Linked DNA regions of Homo sapiens: region 2 is linked to region 1. The links are chromatin contacts, found by Hi-C or POLR2A ChIA-PET in ENCODE. All regions are on one chromosome and are shown on one strand. The core of a region is the stretch at or near the end of the contact, and the rest is flanking DNA. Distances in the headings are between cores, read along the strand shown.

Evidence for each region. A loop is a pair of places that touch in the nucleus more often than their neighbours do. ChIA-PET counts read pairs that join two places held with the same protein, here RNA polymerase II (POLR2A). Pooled maps may share reads with other maps.
Region 2: a map of gastrocnemius medialis shows a loop between it and region 1 (3-fold over the local background). The contact joins two enhancer-like sites. A Hi-C loop is called at or near these places in 4 of 168 maps with a recorded cell type or tissue (Right ventricle myocardium inferior, gastrocnemius medialis, heart left ventricle and 1 more), 1 of 37 single-sample maps with no recorded cell type and 7 of 50 pooled maps. POLR2A ChIA-PET finds 5 or more read pairs at or near these places in 2 of 52 experiments (MCF 10A and OCI-LY7).

Annotation. Positions count from the first base shown.
Region 1 is chrX:43,706,176-43,710,730 of GRCh38, forward strand. The region is part of intron 3 of MAOA (monoamine oxidase A); the gene reads left to right. Among named protein-coding and RNA genes, the nearest start is that of MAOA, 52 kb to the left of the region's middle. Within about 2 kb of position 1,921, at least 13 of the 41 ENCODE cell types and tissues checked have a DNase peak (open chromatin) inside an H3K27ac peak, as active enhancers do; they include gastrocnemius medialis and heart right ventricle, where a contact is called at or near this core.
Region 2 is chrX:43,739,865-43,744,718 of GRCh38, forward strand. MAOA (monoamine oxidase A) reads left to right here. Exons shown (of 15, transcript NM_000240.4): 11 at 817-874; 12 at 2,086-2,183; 13 at 3,930-4,041; 14 at 4,245-4,307; 15 at 4,503-4,854. The coding sequence ends at 4,649. Among named protein-coding and RNA genes, the nearest start is that of MAOA, 86 kb to the left of the region's middle. Within about 2 kb of position 2,592, at least 6 of the 41 ENCODE cell types and tissues checked have a DNase peak (open chromatin) inside an H3K27ac peak, as active enhancers do; they include gastrocnemius medialis and heart right ventricle, where a contact is called at or near this core.

The DNA of each region.
Region 1 (4,555 bases), core at 671-3,170:
CAAAGACCATTGAATTGTACACTATAAATGGATGAATTATAGGATATGTGAATGATATGTTAATAAAGCTGTTAAATAGCTATTTGTCCTCACAATGTGATATTTTCATCTTTTTTCACACTTCCTGTTTCTCCTGAGTTAATGGCATCTGTGAAAGAGGAAAACTATTTTTTTAAAAAACTCTGTCAATTATCTTTAATTACACAAAAGCCGCCAGAAGAACTCATTATTGTTTCTATCTTAACTGTTTTGTTTGTAATTTCTGTATATAACTAGAATCCCTTGGAGAAGATGACATAAATTTCTTTTAAAACCCTTCACTGTTGGGGCCAGGCACAGTGGGTCATGCCTGTAATCCCAGCAGTTTGGGAGGCCAAGACAGGAGGATCACTTGAGCCCAGGAGTTCAAGACCAGCCTGAGCAATAAAGTGAGGCCCCATCTCTACAACATAAATAAATAAATAAATAAATAAATAAAAATACAAAAATTAGCCATGCATAGTGGCACACACCTATAGTCCCAGCTTACTTGGGAGGCTGAGGCTGGAGAATCACTTAAACCTGAGAGTTTGAGACTGCAGTGAGCTGTGATCACAACACTACACTCCAGCCTGGGTGACAGAGAAAGATCCTGTCAAAAAAAACAAATAAAACCCTTCATTATTGATGGTATGGCATCATTTATATCTGAGTTTAATGGTTCTATTTTTCCAGAGATAGGACTACACAATTCAGGCGCCCATTGCATTGGTAGCTGTACAAGTCTTGAGACAGAGGCTGAGAATATGAAGTGTCAGGTCATAAGCAAACACATAGGAATGTGCTGCCAGCCCTTGAAATGGTGTGAGAGGTTATAGATAATTTGGTATTCATAAACATGGAGCAGAGGCATGAAAAATGTAAACCATAAGACTGTGCCAATATAATAACAAATTTGAGGGTGGATGAGTTCCCCAGGGAAATGGGAAAGGGGTGGGCAGAAGGAAAGGAAAAGGCTAAGGATCAGACTCTGGGGGATTCAGTGGATCATAGAAGGAGGGGTCTTGGGGAACTAGGCTGAGGCTTGGGACAACTAGCACTATCTGATGGGGTGGTGTCAGATGCAGCCAAGTGCTAATGGGATGGATACATCCCTTCATATCTGGCTAAAAGGAGCTCATTGGTGACCATAGAGAAAAGGGCATCCACGGACTTTTGAGGATACAAGTCAGATTTTAGAAAACAGAAGGATATGAAGGCAATGGGGGCATCATTTGAGTGGGACTGTTAAAAGAATGCAAAGAGGATGACAAATGAAAAGGACAGACGTCTCCATGTAGGGTATGAAGGCTTTTTCTAGATAGAGTGAAGCTATGTATGTTTGAAGAGAGCTTGGATACCTGCATTTGGAAAGAGGAAGATAATGCTTTTGTAAACTATTAATACAACACAAAACTACCATCCTATTTAATGGGTCTCTTCTTAGATGATTTTAAAATTTAAAGCATTGTTATAAACTATAGAAAAGAAATCATCAAAAGATTCATCTTACAGGCTTTGTCACAAAACAATGGGACTAGAAGGGTCTCAAGGTATTCATATAAGCTGTACAGGCATGTTTCTAAATTAATCTGGAAGATAACTCTTTTATTTTCCAGATGATTAAAGAAGGCTATTTGGCAGCTTCCCCAGTGACTTATGATACTCTAATAACACTCACTTCCTTTTGCTTAACTCAAATATAAAAGTACAGAGAGATCAAACTCTCCAACGTGCCAATCAGGAAATGCTATTTTGCTTACTATAAACTTAGCTTATCTTATAGGACCAACAATAAAGAATTATGTGGGAGCCATAAACTGCCATCTCCTGGCAATAGTCTCCTGTTATTGTGAACATTAGTAGATTGAAGATGTAGTTTCTCAAAGTCACTTAAGTGTTTTGGGGCACGGTTCCAGGGACATTGCGTTCTGCTTGACATAAACAATTTCTGCTGTATCAAAGACACTGCCCTTTAGAGATTAAAGGCCACTTTGGAAAACTAGTAAGCTTTCAGAGTGTAGGTACAAAATGAACTTGACCATTACACTAGATTTTTCTCCTTTAATTTTAAAGAGCAGTAATCATTTGGAAGTATTCCCAGAGCCCCTGCTTCACCCTCTTAGGTCATGAAGGCATTCCTTACTGAGAAGTGGCTTAGTATTGAGAAACTGCTGACACCTTGGTGAGAATACTATAGAACCACATTTTGGAGACTGAGAGGGTCCACACTGTCAGGCAGTTCTCACTCAGCCAAAAGACATCTTCCAGGCCCCCCTACTGCACTACTTTAGGGATTCACACATGCAAAAGTGTTCCCCACATATGTGCATTTCTTTTTAGCAGGTTTGGGTTTTCTGTGAAACGAGAACAGAGAAGCCAGAAACTGATAGGGGTGAAACTAATTGATGAAATCCTTTATCAACAGCAAAGAAGTTTATGTTATGGGCCTTTATGGTCTTCTTGTTGTTTTTTTTTTTTTTTCTTTTGAGACAGTCTCGCACTGTCGCCCAGGCTGGAGTGTAGTGGCACGATATCGGCTCACTGCAGCCTCCGCCTCCAGGGTTCAAGCAATTCTCCTGCCTCAGCCTCTCGAGTAGCTGAGATTACAGGTGCCTGCCACCATGCCCGGCTGATTTTTTGTATTTTTAGTAGAGACGGGTTTTTTTGTTTGTTTGTGTGTTTGAGACAGAGTCGTGCTCTGTCGCTCAGGCTGGAGTGCAGTGACGTGATCTCGGCTCACTGCAACCTCTGCCTCCTGGGTTCAAGTGATTCTCCTGCCCCAGCCTCCCAAGTAGTTGGGATTACAGGCACCCATCACCACGCCCTGCTAATTTTCGTATTTTTTTAAGTAGAGACAGGGTTTTGCCATGTTGGTCAGGCTCGTCTCAAACTCCTGACCTCAGGTGATCTGCCTGTCTCAGCCTCTCAAAGTGCTGGGATTACAGGTGTGAGCCACCGCCTCTTCTTTTAAAATATTCCGTGGCTCCCATTTCTAAAATGATTGCCAGGCCAGATTTTCCTCTTTCCTTGAACTCTTTACTTCTCCTGCCACCACTGTTTATCAAGGCTCAGATCAAGGGGTCTTTGGACCTTGTGTGAAATCATACTCAAGTTGGCATCTTTCTGTGAAGAACTTCGTTAGGAATGTGGGACACATTTTGTTGAGTTATATTTATAATTCTTTTCTTTATGTTCCCAGACTATTGAGAATATTTATTTATTTATTTATTTAAGACAGAGTCTCGCTCTGTTGCCCAGGCTGGAGTGCAGTGGTGCAATCTCGGCTCACTGCAACCTCCGCCTCCTGGGTTCAAGCAATTCTCCTGCCTCAGCCTCCCGGGCAATATTTATGTTTTTTAATAAAATTTTTTTCCAAAGCAAAGATCAGTTTTGCATTAGACTATTCCTTGACTATACGTACATTTTATGGAGGAAAATGTAGATTTTTCCAGATTTCAGTTAAAGGAGGAATTATAACAAGGACCAGCTGCTCTGAGGCTGCCCCTGAGCTATTACTTAACCTCAGCCCCTCTCTTCTCCATAGCTATTTTTGTTTTCTATGTAAAATGTCTTTGCCCATTTCTCTCAGAGTATGTATTAGCATTTTCCAAAGCTGTTTATGTTCCCTCAGTGGTCGTCTTCCACCCCTGAAGCTTCTTAAGTCTCTATTTTTACTCCTTAGAAACAGAAAAGGTACATGTGGAAGATTTCTAAGTTTCACATTTCAAAGTTCTCTTTCTTTTGGGAAAGAAAAAGTTGGAAGTTTAAAAATGCCTCTAGAACAAACCTATCTCCACATTCCATCAACTGTATAGGAGGCAGGAAAGCATGTTTTATGAGCAAAGGCTTTGGGAGCAGGAAATTTCCATTCTATGATGTACTAGCTACTGCCGCTGGGCTTTAGTTTCCTTATTTATAAAATGGAAATATCAATAGCGCTTGCCTTCACAGGGTTGGAGTGAGCATTGCACGAGATAATGCATATGAAGGGCTTTAGCCAGTGTCAGGCATAGAGAAGGATCTCAATAAATGTTAGTGATGATGGTGGTGATGATGATAAAGGATTTGGAGTCTCAAAAAGTTGTATTGCAGCGTTACAACATAACATTTTCAGATAAGAAACGAGATCACATATTCTGCCAAGGTTATTTGAATTTGCTATGTGGAAGGGAAAATTACTTCTCTGTCACTTAATGGCTGCCATATATTCTTACTCAGTTAGGAGGTGTGCTTACACGTGTTTGTGATGTCTTGTGTCCTTGCCCTGATGGTCAGAAGTTTTGTTTTAGCCCTTTAAAAAATCCAATACAGCTTTCAGTATTCTGCAGTGCATGCAGTAGACTTTCTACAAGTAAATGTTTTAATTAAAAAAATCAAATTATCATGCAAATTATACTGGTAGAAAAGATTTTGGCCTTATGAACATTTACAAGGCATTGATTTTTAAAGTAAAATAAATTAGCAAATAAGGCCTTATAAACTACCTATTTCTGGTCTATTTCCTAGGGACTCACCTCTACTCACCATTGCTTCT
Region 2 (4,854 bases), core at 1,342-3,841, 34 kb after region 1:
ATTTCTAAAACAGGTGATTTTAGTAAATTAGACTTTTAAAAAAATTCACCATGAGTAGTTGTGAGTTTAAAATGTATTTCGTTTCAAAAAGAGTTTATATAAGTACAACCACTAACTTTTTCAGACATGAAAATACCATGTTCTGGGCTAGTCATTTAGATAATGAATTATGAGAATAACCAAAGGCTGTGTTTGAGGTAACATTAGCATATTTTGCCCATCCCTCAGATACACTTTGAAATACTGTGGTCCACAGACCATTCTATCAAGTGACAAATTCCTAGACTGAAATGACTGTAGATACTTTCTGTATAGCATATCTTATGTTATGCTTAAAAGATGAAATGAGCTTTATATGTTTGTAGGTAATTAAAACACAAGTATAGGATAGTTAAAAGACACCATCACTTATACTATAGACTTATAAAAGGGATCATTTTAGAACTCTACGTATTCCAGAAAAGTTATATAGAATCAGTTCCTAAGACTGGCTAAACTTAATTGAATTCATTTTTCCCATTTTTATCTCGAGAAGATATCATATTAGGTAGTGAAAGAGGCAAAAATGTAAAAAAAGAAAAGAATAATTCCATTGAATCCTCAAATTAAATGACTACTGAGGCATTGAAAGTTAATTTGAGTGCGGGGATTCATGGAAATGTTCATTTGTGCAGTTACAGAAGGCCATGGATTTTAATTTATCTGTAATAAATCTGGTTGATACCAAGAGCTCTAGAACTCACTGTATTTATTCTATACCCATCAGTTACTCCTTCCCTAACTTTATTTTTTTTTTTTTTTGGCTCTGTTTTATAGGAAGAAGAAAATCTGTGAGCTCTATGCCAAAGTGCTGGGATCCCAAGAAGCTTTACATGTAAGAAACTCCCAGCTTTAATCCCTAGCAGGTTCTTCTCTGTTCACTATAAGTAGTAAAGCAAAGCATATTCTGATTTTTTGACAGTCTTATGAAGAGAGTATAAAGCGATATGCTTAACTTGGAGGATAAACTTCAGCAGTCACAAAAGGTCATTAAAAGCTGGTATTAGGCGCATGGAATTTCTGACACAGCAACTTCTTTGGGCTGTTTAAATGTTCACTAGATAACTGGCAGCCAATTGTAATGAGAGCCTAGAGCTGCAGGGATTATGTCAAGAATGGGTGAGTTGGGTTCCTAGAACAGAAGTCCTGCCCCCAGTCAGTGTCACTTACCTGCTGCACAATTAAATTCCAGATATGTTATCATTTGTTGGTGAAGGCAAAGTAGTATGTACTTGACAAGATAGACTGAATCTAGAGTCTCTTCCCAGGTCAAAGTCATACTAATTTGTTTTTCCATGTGTGAACTCAATTCACAACTCATTTAGGAATATCAGTGCTTTCAATCCACCACTGAAAGCAATTAGGAGAATGAAATTACGTCTTTTTGAAAAAAAAAATAGAATGGCTGAGCGCTCTTTCAGGGGCTTGTCTCTAAACTGTTCAAATAATAAACTTTCTGAATGTGCCAGGGAAATTAGAGAAGGTTCTCTCATGTCCCCTAGGAAATAGTTTTCATCTTAATTGCCGCTTTTTCGTGGAATTCCCATCATACATGTTTCCAGCTTAGAAAAGTGGCTGGGAAAAAAGCCTTTCTTAGACATTTGTTTGTCTTCTGCCTCCTCCCTCCCACCCTTTCCTTAGCAATAATGCCTGATAGATGGGGAAGTAAAGTCTGTTATTAGGGACTCCAGAGATTTGAGCAGACCTTTCCACAAGCTGAATTGTTGATGGGGTTTCCTATAGACTTAGCTCTAAAGACTTCAGAATCTGCATGGATGGATGGATACCCCTCTCTCCCAGATACTGGAATACTTCATGTCTTCCCTAATCAAGAAAATGGGAAGAGCAAAGTATACATGTTTTGCCACATGGTACTTCACAAAAGGCCATTGCTTGGTACTATCATGTTTCCCCTTAAGTGAGTTAGAAAAACAGGATTTTCTTTATTTTCTTAATGTAAACTTTTTGTTAAAGCAACGATATTATTGACTCGCAGCATTTCAGCTTTGTTTTCTCTTTTGTATTTTCTTCCCCACTGAACTGCAGCCAGTGCATTATGAAGAGAAGAACTGGTGTGAGGAGCAGTACTCTGGGGGCTGCTACACGGCCTACTTCCCTCCTGGGATCATGACTCAATATGGAAGGTATTACGCAAGCACTACGCCAATTAATCCAAGACCTGTGCCAAATTTAAAAGGAAAAGCAGAGTTCAATGCAAATTCTAGAAATAGTTGTCAAAATCCCCATTTCTTATGTCCTAGATAATACTTGTATATTTCTGGATGTCCATAGAAAAATAAGGATGTCATTACATAGAACAATAGCTGTCAGCATACAGAACAATAGCAGAACAGTGGGGAGGATTTCAGATGTGAACAGTGCTTGTGAGAATGAAGCAAGCTACAGTGTCCTCCAAGGGGACTTCGTGAGCTCAACTTGACATTTAGTCTCACATGACTGCCTTAGGCTCCTTGGCACCAGTCAACACAGAAGGACATTGGATGTGTTTATCCAACACTTCTGTCTTGCCAACAGAGCAGCATCAGCAGACAGTCCTCTTCAGGGGAAGAGTCCTCACTGTATACAGTTGAGATGTGAGGAAATGACATCCACGTGGGGTGGGTCCACCTTGACCTAGAAGCCCCTTGCTCCATGGGAGCCATTATCTCTATGCTTCATAGGCATAGTGTCCGGTACCTTGCTCAGTTATAAGACTTGCTCAGTTACAAGAGACACCACACTCAGGGAAGCCCAAAGTGATAGCCTCCTACCAGGTATTTACAATTCATTTAGAGTCCTCCCAGCCTGGATGCAGTTCACTAATGTGGGGATGGGAGGGGAGGCACTTTTAGCATAAATGGTGTTGCCTCCATAGATGGCATTACACCTTCATCTGGTTTCCAGAGAAACAGAGCTAGAAAGTTAATACAAGGTCACATTTGTCCACTGAAAAGGAGGAAGTATTTATTAACCTTTTCGTTACAGGAGTTTTTAGTCTGTTTTTTTTTCTTCTTAATTGAGTCAGATCGCCTTTGTTAACAATAGCAGGATTGATGAACTGGATTAGTTCTGGTATCAAAGTAGAAGTCTAGAAGACAAGACTAAGATGAGGAATAGATGAAACCCAGGGTTCTGGAATTGGAAAAAGGAGTGCCAACGGGTTGAGATGAAGGCCATCAGGGTGGGGGGCAGGACATGCAGCTTGGGAGAGTTCATGAAACTAGCTGTGGACATGGCAGGAGTCAAAGCCAAAAAGTTGGAGGGGACAGCTGTCCATTCAGTCCAGCCCTTCTTTGTAAGAGGAGACCCATTTCCTTGCTCTCAGCCAGTCCCCAGAGAAGTTCAGAGAAGCTAACTGTACAGAGGTTGTTTTCTTAAAGAGACACACCCATATAATGTCTCAGGTCTCTCCTTTGCCAGAAATGATAGTTGACGTCCCTGTCTTCCCACCTGCCACTGCAGTTCCTCCTGACACACTGGGAGTGCCTGCAAAGCTGGATCTGTGGCTGTTTTCAAGAAGAGTGCACCTTCCCCCGAGAAAGACAGGACAGGGAGAAGAATGGACTGCCAACAGGAAACAGCAAAGAAATCTGATTTGGGGATTGAATACATGTTCTTATATTCCAGCTCTGGCTGGCTTGGAAAAGATCAACATCCCCTTTAATGATTGATGATCTGATGGCCTGATTCTCCCTGACTTGAAAGTTCAGATCCTCTATGCAGATCCAGAAAGCAAAAAGTGGCCTTTCACCTTGGGCTAAGTCATACGGGTGTTTTTTAAACAGTCTGAATTTCTGTGCCTTCTGCAGACTAAATGAGGGCAGTGATTGGCTCATTTACCCTGCCCACCTTCCCAAGTAACTCTGTGTAACCTCTTGGTTCCCTTGAAGGGTGATTCGTCAACCCGTGGGCAGGATTTTCTTTGCGGGCACAGAGACTGCCACAAAGTGGAGCGGCTACATGGAAGGGGCAGTTGAGGCTGGAGAACGAGCAGCTAGGGAGGTAAGCAGGAAAGCCCAGGCTCTCTCCCTCCCGAGTCACGGCAACGTTTTTGGCATCTGGTCTTGCTAGTTCTTGACACTGATAGAATCTGTATGTCCATTTCTCTGCCCCTCACTCATGGGGCTCATCTGTGGCTAGCAGGGCCTTGAATCTGTAGAAACTATACAGCCTCTTTTCATAATACCATGGTGACTTTCTTTCAGGTCTTAAATGGTCTCGGGAAGGTGACCGAGAAAGATATCTGGGTACAAGAACCTGAATCAAAGGTAAGTTTGGTGACTCTGGGCACTATCTCTCCTTAGACCAATCATGGAACATAAAACTCACATCTCCCTTCTTCTAGCCTCCGATTTAATTATAGATGCAACTATCCCAGGGGTCTCCATGCATGGATCTTGCAGTGTTTTGTTCCTCCTTGTCAGCATGAGTTTTTTGCTCATGATCTGTGTTCCTTCATCTAGGACGTTCCAGCGGTAGAAATCACCCACACCTTCTGGGAAAGGAACCTGCCCTCTGTTTCTGGCCTGCTGAAGATCATTGGATTTTCCACATCAGTAACTGCCCTGGGGTTTGTGCTGTACAAATACAAGCTCCTGCCACGGTCTTGAAGTTCTGTTCTTATGCTCTCTGCTCACTGGTTTTCAATACCACCAAGAGGAAAATATTGACAAGTTTAAAGGCTGTGTCATTGGGCCATGTTTAAGTGTACTGGATTTAACTACCTTTGGCTTAATTCCAATCATTGTTAAAGTAAAAACAATTCAAAGAATCACCTAATTAATTTCAGTAAGATCAAGCTCCATCTTATTTGTC